Regions from separate parts of the Homo sapiens genome. Here region 1 is linked to region 2. Evidence: chromatin contacts called from ENCODE Hi-C or POLR2A ChIA-PET data. All regions are on one chromosome and are shown on one strand. The core of a region is the stretch at or near the end of the contact, and the rest is flanking DNA. Distances in the headings are between cores, read along the strand shown. Region 1 holds the start of PRRT2 (proline rich transmembrane protein 2). Region 2 holds the start of SGF29 (SAGA complex associated factor 29).

Region 1 (4,877 bases), core at 160-2,659, 1.3 Mb before region 2:
CCCCATTCTCTTGCTTTTCCCCTACACTCTCAGACAGAATCTCAGGGGTGGGGTCCTCCTGGGTAGGGAGCTCTGGTTGAAGGGCTGGCTTGGGGGTAGGCTGGGAATCTGGCCGGGGGTCTGGTTGGGGAGCAGGCTCTGGGGCTGGTTCAGGTGGGGCTGCAGACTCCAGCCTGGACCCCTGGTCTGCAGTGGCCTCTTTGCTCACTTCTGGTTTGGACACTGTTTCTTGGCATGGGTCTTCGGGGCTGCAGTTGGCCTTTGATTCCCCTCCTGGGCTTAAGCTGAGGTCTGTGGCCTGGGCTGTTTCTGAGGCCCCAGCCGGGGTCTCTGTGGTTTCTGGAGCCAGCCCAGCCTTGGGCCCTGAGTCCACAGGGGCCGCAGTGGTGTTTGGACCTGGCTGCGGGGCCTCTGGCTGGTCTGGTACCCCTGCTAGGACCTGGGGAGGGCCAGTTTCAGCTTCAGAATGGCCAGGCCCTTCGCCTGGAACCTTGGGACTCTCCTCAACCCCCTTCATCTCAGAGATCTCAGAGCTGCTGGCTGCCATCTTGAGATGGGAGAGGGGAGAGAGCCCCTATGGGGAGGATGGAATAGCAGAGACAGCGGCAAACCCTGGAAGAGGAGGAGATAGGCTTGGGGTGAGGAGGGAAGAGGGCGCTCAGCACTGCAGGCCCAATTGGGCCACATTCCTGTCTCAGGGCCAGCCTTGCACTGCCTCTAGGGAGAGGAAGAAAAGTTGGGGTTTCCTTTGCCTTAGGGTGGGACATCCCTGCGGGAGGAGTGCTCTACTCAAAGTCTTCTGCTTGGAGAGCCCTGGGGAAGATTAACCCTTTTGTAAACAGGACCTTCTCCAGGGTCTCTCCCTGGGTCCATCCAACAAGATCCAGACTCTCAGATCCCAGCACCCCAAAATCAACGAGCTGTGCAAATAGCACTCCGACAGGCCGACTGGGCAGAGGACCCGACATTCGCATTCCACTCCCTCTGCATCCTCCCCTCCTCCCTGGGCTCCCAGGCGGTGCGGGTTTTCTTGCTGCGCGTTTAGGGCGAGGACGCTCCCGCCCCTTTCTGGGGGACCTGGTTATCTCCTTCGATCCCCTGTCAGCCCCTCTCCCGGGGCTTCCCTCGCCTTCGGTGGGCTGGCGCCTCCTCCCGATGGTTCAGCCCGCCCAGCACCACCACCAGCCCTCCAGACACCCGCATTCCCGTGCAGTCCGCCCGGCGTCAGCCGTCGGTCGGTCCACTCCTACCCGCAGCCTCAGTCTGCCCGGGTCTCACCTCGACGCCGGCCTCCGGACAGCTCCCGCTGCCGCTGCTGGCTTTTGCAGCAGCCGCAGCCCGGGAGGGAGCAAGTCAGCTAGGGAGGGAGGGAGGCGGCGGGTCTCCCTCTTCTCCTCTCCCGTGTGCTCATCCCCTCCTCTCCGGTCCCCTCCCCTACGCTCCGCCGCCGTCGCCGCCCCCGCCCCTCGCGAGCCTCCGGCCCCTCCCGCCAGCCCAAGGGAGCCACGCGTTACCCAGGCAACCGGCCCGGGGACCACTCGCGCCCCCTCCCTGCCCCTTCTCACGCGCGCCTCCAGGAGAGACGCCTCCTTCTTAAGTCCCCGGCCCCTCCCGCCAACGGTCACCGGGATTCCTGGAAGAGACGGGGATTTGGGGGAAACGGAGAGGGTTCTGCGAGGAGACGGGACCAGTGAGACAGGCAGGACCGGGTGGAGGCGTCTCTACGAGCAGGAGGGCAAGGAAGATGGGGCAAGACGCGGGGAGGCTGCAGAGGAGGAGCAGGGTGGGGTTTGGAGAGAATGGAGCCTGCAGAAAGGAGCGGCAGAAACTGGCGCTGGAAGGCTCAAAAAAGGGGCCCTGGAAAGGACGGAGCGGGGACAGGAAAGGGAATTCCAAGGGGCAGGAGGAGCTGGGCAGAGGAGCCCGTGTAAACACAGAGTGGCCCATGCCCAGGATGAGGGACAGGTGCAGCTTTCATTCTCTACCTCGCTGCTCCCAGTCCTAGGGCTCGGACTCCCCAGCCTTTCCGCAGCCGCATCCACCCACCATGGCCTCAGGGCCGTGACGCGCGTGGGGAGGGATGCGGCTGGGGGCTGAGCAGCGGCCATGAGTGTGGACGGGGGAGGGCGGCATTCCCGTCTGGCAGCTCTGTTTGGGTTTCTGACGGGGCCTCTTCAAACCTCCAGGGGCTATTCTGGGCCTGTCCGAGTTGGGAATTCCCCAGAGACCTGGAACTTGCTCTCCACAGCCACAGCCTTGGCCCCGCCCTGTATCTGTGCTGCCGCCAGTAAGGCTGCCCCTGGGGAGGGCGGAGCCAGAACCTCACAGCCTCACAGGGCAGAGCAAGGCTGGATTGACGGACACCAGGCCGAGAAGAAACCCTTGGGGTTGGCGGCAGTTCTTAGTGAGGGCAATTCATTCAATCCAGAGCCAGAAACAGGATTTTATTTAAAATTTATTGTAATGGGGTCCGCGCAAAAGGAAGGGGTGGAGGGTGGGGTACATGCAGGGGACACAGGAACACGATGACATGGCCAGGGCCACAACTTCTTCTGTCGTGGGGAAGAGGGATGAAAAGACAAGACCAGGGCTGGAGCTGGGGTGGAAGAGGGGAGGGGGACACTGGCTGCATTCCCCCGCCCCCAGGAAGCACCTCTAGGCCCTGGACCCCTCGCTCACCCTGGCCCCTAAGACTCCATCTCTTCTCTGCCTCTGGCCCTCCTGGCTCTTCCTCCTGCTCCCCTTGACTTTTTCCCCTGACAGATTCTCAAGTAGGACGATGTTCAGGGCCTGACCCCAACCCCCCATACCACCTTATGAAGGTACAACCTTTGCCGGCCCTGCTTCTGCCCCTCCTCAAACCTCACCGCTTTCCCTCTTTGGGACAGCTCTGATCCCCCTCCTTCCTCTCCTCCCTCCCCCTGGAAAAAAAAAAAAAAGGAAAAGAAAGCACCAACTCCCCGGGGAGGGGCTGCAGACAGCAGGGGGAGAGGACTGGAAGGAGAGAAGAGGACCGTCGAGGGAAGAGGCTCACAAGTCCCTGGGAAGACAGGGCATGGGCTTACAGAGAGGAGAGGGGGTACGGGCAGTGGCTGCTCGTGTCCTCTGCCACCCCTGCCCACTGTCCAGGGGACTTCAACACAACCGAGGGGACAGGTTTGTGTGGGGTCAGGTCTGACAGAAGAGGAGCAGGAGAAACAAATCGTTAAAACCTAGCGAATTCCCCTAAGAAAACATTTCTTCCTCCTTTCCTTCTGGAGGCTCCTTGGTTGGTAGGGAAATAGGAGTTGGTGGGAAAAGAGGGGGGAGAGGAGCTTGTACCAAGGGACTCTACTCCATTCTCCCCTCTCCCCCGCAACCAACTTGGAGCTCACCAGGGTTGGGAGGGAAGTGGCTGAGAGCTCACAGGCACCCCCTCCGCCCCCGAGAGGGAGCCCACAGCTGTGGGAGGGGCTGCTACTGCTGCCGCTGCTGCCGCTGCCGCCGCTGCCGCTGCCGCCGCCATTGGACAAACCTCACCAGTACCTGCACAGGAGAAACACCACGGATCACAGCGCGATCTGAATGGCAAGAGCCTTGCCCTCACCCCACACCTTCCCAGCCTGCTTCCCCTGGGACACAGCCGTTGCTCACTTCCTATCTGGACCCCAGAGGCCTCAGCCTGCATCCTCACCCAGACAGAGCAGTTCTCAAGGATCCTCCCTGTGCCCAGAAGTCTCCCTAGCCTGAGTGGTACATGGGCATCCCTCGCCTTCCTGAGATCCCCTATTGGGCCCTTTGAGCCCCGTTGTCCCCCACACCCCCCATCCCGCCCCCCAGCCATGCCCCACGCCTTGCCTGGTGGGTGCGGGGGTCCCCCTCAGCAGGTGGGCTGTGGCTGGGGGGCGTCTCCCGGGACAGGGGGGGCGGCCCCCCCCAGATGGGTCTGCATGTGGCCGGCCAGCTGGGCAGGGGTCTTGCAGTGCACGCTGCACAGCTTGCACAGGATGCGGTCAGCCCGCGGGGCCTGGAGCCCGTGGTCCTTCACCGCGTGGATGCGCAGGTATGCTGCCGTGGTGAAGCCTATTGGGGGGTGGATTGGGATGGGGCGGGGGTCAGCCAGGCGGAGACCCCAGAGACGGGGCTGATCTCCTAGGCGGGGGATGCCCTCCTCAGATGGCCCTGTCCTCCTCCCACGGTATCCTTGGTAGCCTGGGGCCAACTGCTCTGTTGGGGCTGGTAGACACAGCCCCTCCCTGAGCCTGGGGCCTGGCTTGTGTGGTGCCCGCTTCTCAGCCTTGGTACCTACAGAACTCATTCTCCATGGCCGGGAGACCTCTCCCAGGATGACGAGACACTGACTCCTAGCCACTTGCAGGGTTGACCCTCAGCAGAGACGGCTGTGTCCCCTTCCCTCCAGTGCCCCGCGGTCTCAACCCAGTTAACCGGTGAGTCTGACTGAAGGCAGCTTTCTCTGCTACCCGTGCAGGGTGCGTGCTGGTAAAGCCCGGCCCGTGTACTCCACCTGCCCCAGGAGCTGGAGACAAGACCTTGTGGCTGCGCAGCGGAAACCTTGCCTTGTGACCCCTGGAACTGGCTTTCTTGACTACTCCTTCCCCAGAGCAGCCAAGTTCCACTCCCGCTTTCCCCACACATTACCAGGAGGTTCAACCTCTCTGGCAGATCATCTCTTCCAACCAGGACTTCTTAGAGTCTAATGATGTTCATTCAGGTGTCCCCCCGCTGCTCCCTTGACCTCTTGTAGGAATCTAGACGCCACGAGCTCTTGGCTACAGCACCCTTAACCCGTATCCGTGGCAAGGCGTCTGGCCAGGCGCCCACCCTCTGCCCCTGGCCCTCCCGGCAGCCCTCGGCATGTACCTTTGTTGCAGAGCTCA
Region 2 (4,754 bases), core at 933-3,432:
TGTATTGCAACTTATGCCAGTGTTTCTCATTTAAACCTTACAGCAATCCTATAAAATAGATAACAGAATAGTAAGTATAGTGAAGAAACTGAAATTCAGATAGGTTATGCTAGGTAACTCAGGAAAAATAGGTAGTTGAGCTGGGGCTGCAAGGCTGCAAGTTCTAAAACCTATGCTCTTCCTCTGAATTCCAAGTTGTGTCACGACTTCAGCATATTCAATAGTAAAAGAGATCACAAAAGTGGAAGCTGCCAACCCACCATTAGGCTATTATGACAACACTCAAAGTATCACCAGTAAAATGATGATTGAGGCAACTGAAAAACAAAGCTAGGGAAATGTGATGGTTAACTTTATGTGTCAAACTGATTGGGCTAGGGGATTCCCAGATAGCTGGTGAAACACTTTAGAGTGTGTCTGTGAGTTTCCTGAGGGTTTGCTTTCCTGGGCTTCCAGCTTGCAGATGGCAAATCTCGGGACTTCTCAGCCTCTATAATAGTGTCACCCAATCCATCACAATAAATCTCTTTTAAAATAGCTATACAGTTGACCCTCAAACAATGCAGGTTTTAATTGTGCAGGTCCACTTATATGTGGATTTTCTTCCACCTCTAGAACTCTTTTTTGAGACAGGGTCTTGCTCTGTCACCCAGGCTAGAGTGCAGTGGCACGATCTTGGCTCACTGCAGCATCCACCTCCTGGGTTTAAGTGATTATTGTGCCTCAGCCTCCCAAGTAGCTGGGATTACAGGCGTGCACCACCACGCCCGGCTAATTTTTTAATTTTTTTTTTTTTTTTTAGAAGAGACTGGATTTCACCACGTTGCTCGGGCTGGTCTCAAACCCCTGAGCTCAGGCAGTCTGCCCACCTCGGCCTCCCAAAGTGCTAGGATTACACGCATGAGCCACCGCGCCTGGCCAGTATTTACATTTAAAATGTGAAACTGGGATTGCGGTGGCTCATGCCTGTAATTCCAGCATTTGGGGAGGCTTTGGTTAGGAGGACTGCTTAAGCCCAAGAGTTTGAGGCTGCAGTGAGCTGTAATAACACCACTGTTCTCCAGTCTGAGCAACAGAGAACGTGTCTCTAATAAAAACAAAAATGTGAGATGATGCCTAGGTTAGAATCAGCAGAGGAGAAGCCAGAGAGAGCAGAGGCAAAGGAAGAGAACGTTCAGCAAGCCAAATGAAAACAGTGTTTCAAGGAGGGGCAGTGATCCACAGCATCAAATGCTGAACAGGACTGAGACCTAACTTAACAATGCATTTGGCCACCTAGAGATCACTGGTGGCTTTGACAAGAAGCCTTTTTAGTGGAGTGGTGGAGACCAAAGCCTGACTAGAGGCTCAAGGGTTCAAGACTTGGAGGAGAAAAGGCATTAGTGAGGGTAGACTAAGGCCTTTGGCTGCAAACCGGAGCCGAGGAGGAGGTAACTGGAGGATAGCGAGGGTGAAGGAGGCTGTTTTGTTGTTCTTAAGACGGGCATTTTTTGGCCGGGCGCGGGGGCTCACGCCTATACTCCCCACACTTTGGGAGGCCGAGGCGGGAGGTTGAGCCTCCTGGGCAAACGACGAGCTGTTAGTGTATCTTGTTAAGAACTATATATATATACAAAATTTTTGTGCAAATCATAAAATAAGTGCTGGAGTTCGGGGCCCATCCTCTGTCCGCATCTTCGTGACCCGGGTCCGAGTACCCCACCTGGAAGCTGCGTCCGTGCCGAGCCCAGCGTGTCGCTGTTTCCCACCCTCGCCGGGGATGGAAGCACGCAAGCGCAGACCTCGAGCGGCCGGGCGCAGGGCCCGCCCTCCCCGAGCCCCGGCCCCGCCCTCCTCTCCCGCCCCCACCCCCACGAGCCCCGCCCCCCTCCCGCCCAGAGCGCGTGCGCACCGCCCCTAGAGCGCCGCCTCAGGGAGGTCGGGAGCCGCGGCGCGGAGGGAGGACTCAGCCCTTCGCTCCCGCGTTTCGCCGGAGGTCTCAGGCCACGGCCCGTCGCCACCTACCGAGTCCGGGACAAAACAAGCTCGTCGGGCTGGAAACTGCGACGAGGGGAGCAGGCGCGTTCCTCGAACCCTTTTTCGGAGTCTGCGGATGATCACAGACCTGCGTTCGAAGATTGGCGGCACGTCGAGAACCGCACACGCTTTTTTTTCCTTTTATGAGCGTAGTCGCGCGCGGAGGACCTTGCACGCATGCGTAGTCGTTCCTCTGTGACGTGACCCGCTGCCCCGTGGGAAATGTAGTTTTCACTTGGCACACCGCTCCGGCTCTTGGCGGAACCCTAATTTAACCAACCAAAGTGCTTGTGCGTTTTCAGCGTTTTCTCCCATTTCCCCAGACTCTATTTAAAACAAAATGCAATAAATAAATAAATAAATAAAACTTGAAAGCGAACAGATTGCTGCTTGCTGGAGGTGGGTGGGCGCAGGGGTAATATGAAAACTGTACTTTCTGCTCAATTTTGTTGTGAACCTAAAAATGCCCTAAAAAATAAAAGTCTGTTGTTAAAAAATTAATTAAAAACAGGCCGGGCGCGGTGGCTCACGCCTGTAATCCCAACACTGGGACGCTAAGGCGGGCGGATCACCTGAGTTCAGGAGTTTGAAACCAACCCGGCCAACATGGTGAAACCCCGTCTCTACTAAAAAATACAAAAATCAGCCGGGCGTGGTGGCGGGTGCCTGTAATCCCAGGTACTGGGGAGGCTGAGGCTGGAGAATCGCTTGAATTCAGGAGGCGGAGGTTGTAGTGACTGGAGATTGTACCATTGCACTCCAGCCTGGGTGACAAGAGGGAAACTCCATCTCAAAAAAACAAACAAACAAAAAACAAGCAGATCTTTAGACCCAGAAATCGCACTTCTAGGGAATCTTCTCAGGAAAGTACTAAGGATATGGACGTGCAATGGACATGTAGCCTCAATGGTATTTTATCGAAAGCCATCCTGGTATCTTAAAGTTTCTTACATAACCTACAAATGTCTGTAATTATTTGTTGATTATTTGATAAACTTGCAAGTCCTATGAGATTGGGATCATCTTGTGTTCACCTGTGTATTCCTAGTACCTAGCACAGTGCCTGGCCATCACATGTTTCTTTTTTTTTCTCTTTGAGACAGGGTCTCGCTCTGTTGTCCAGGTTGGAGTGCAGTGGTGCCATCAGGGCTCCTGAGTAGCTAGGACTACAAGCACACACCAGCACATTCTGCTGATTTTTAAATTTTTTTTGGTAGAGATGGGGGTCTTGCTATGTTGCATAGGCTGGTCTTGAGTTCCTGGGCTCAAGCGATCCTCCTGCCTCAGCCTCCCAAAGTGCTGGGATTACAGGCATGAGCCACCAACCTCAGCCCCGTCAGTATTTTTCTGTTTATTAGAGAATCTCAGGCGTTAGCACTGAAACTATGTTAACCCCAAAATTAATGCATCATTTTCTTCCATCACACTTGCAGTTCTTTCTGTGGGCGTCAGGTCAGTGAATGACATGCCCATCCACCCAGCTGCAGTTCTACTTACTGCCTTTTATGAAGGTTATGCTTTGAGGGATTTTGCAAATTTTGCATTTGTAAAGGTCTCAGGGGCTCTTTTTCCTGATTGTTAAATATCAGCCCTAGCTAGGCCAGGCGTGGTGACTCACGCCTGTAATCCCAGCACTTTGGGAGGCCGAGGTGGGCAGATCACGAGGTCAGGAGTTTGAGACCAGCCTAGCCAATATGATGAAACCATGTCTCTACTAAAAATACAAAAATTAGCTGGGCATGGTGGCACGCACCTGTAGTCCCAGCTACTCTGGAGGCTGAAGCAGGAAAGAACCACTTGAACCCAGGAGGCGGAGGTTGCAGTGAGCCAAGATTGCGCCACTGCACTCCAGTCTGGGCAACAGAGCAAGACTCTGTCTCAAAAAATAAATAAATAAAATAAATTTAAAAAATCAACCCTAGTCACTGATCAGGAGAGATGTAGAGCTTACAGTTGTTTTTTAAATTATTTTGGTCTCTGCCCTGTTTTAAAATTTTATCGTTAATTTCTGATTTTTCTACAATAAACATGTATTTATTAACTTTTTAAAAAGTGTTTTAGAGTGTTGTCCACATGTAAGGAATTGCTCTGTCTTCTCCACATCCACATTTCTCAAAAGAATCATCTATACTCAGTTTTCATGTCCCACCTCCTACTTAGTACAATGTCCTGAGCCAGCACCTGGGGGTTATCCCTGACATCACCCTTTCCCTCCCCTCCCTCATTCAATCCACCACGTGTCTGCAATATAAAAACACATTTGTTAGGCACTTGCTATGCACCGGGCACTGTTCAAAATCCTTTACACATATTCATTCATATAACACAATCCACCTACTTTTCACCTCCACCACATCCACCCTAGGCCAAAGTAGGGACATCTTCCCTAAACAACTGCAAAGGTTCTCTGTTTTTTAATCGCTGGTGCTAAGGTTGAGTTACTTATTTCTACTTAATGACACACTTCGTCATTGGGCTCTGCACGGCCTCTCTATTTATTTGTTATTTTAAAAATTTTTTTGAGACAGAGTCTCACTCTGTCACTCAGGCTGGAGTGCAGACGCGCGCCACGACGCCCAGCTAATTTTTTATATTTTTAGTAGAGATGGGGTTTCACCATGTTGGCCAGGCTGGTCTCAAACTCCTGACCTCAGGTGATCCACTAACCTCAGCCTCCCAAATTTCCTGGGATTACAGGCGTGAGCCAGCGCGCCAGGCCTCAGCCCTCTGCTTTCAAC

Evidence for each region. A loop is a pair of places that touch in the nucleus more often than their neighbours do. ChIA-PET counts read pairs that join two places held with the same protein, here RNA polymerase II (POLR2A). Pooled maps may share reads with other maps.
Region 1: a pooled map shows a loop between it and region 2 (9-fold over the local background). The contact joins the promoter of PRRT2 here to the promoter of SGF29 in region 2. A Hi-C loop is called at or near these places in 6 of 50 pooled maps. POLR2A ChIA-PET finds 5 or more read pairs at or near these places in 2 of 52 experiments (A673 and Caco-2).

What each region holds. Positions count from the first base shown.
Region 1 is chr16:29,808,725-29,813,601 of GRCh38, reverse strand. PRRT2 (proline rich transmembrane protein 2) reads right to left here and starts at 1,409. Exons shown (of 4, transcript NM_145239.3): 1 at 1,279-1,409; 2 at 1-612. The coding sequence starts at 547. MAZ (MYC associated zinc finger protein) reads right to left here. Exons shown (of 5, transcript NM_002383.4): 4 at 4,861-4,877; 5 at 2,438-3,525. The coding sequence ends at 3,371. MVP-DT (MVP divergent transcript) reads left to right here. Exons shown (of 4, transcript NR_186424.1): 3 at 3,429-3,567; 4 at 4,469-4,877. RefSeq lists silencers at 1,407-1,556, 1,957-2,036.
Region 2 is chr16:28,551,348-28,556,101 of GRCh38, reverse strand. It overlaps SGF29 (SAGA complex associated factor 29), which reads right to left and starts at 2,182. Exons shown (of 10, transcript NM_138414.3): 1 at 2,005-2,182. RefSeq lists a silencer at 1,754-1,873 and an enhancer at 1,894-2,213.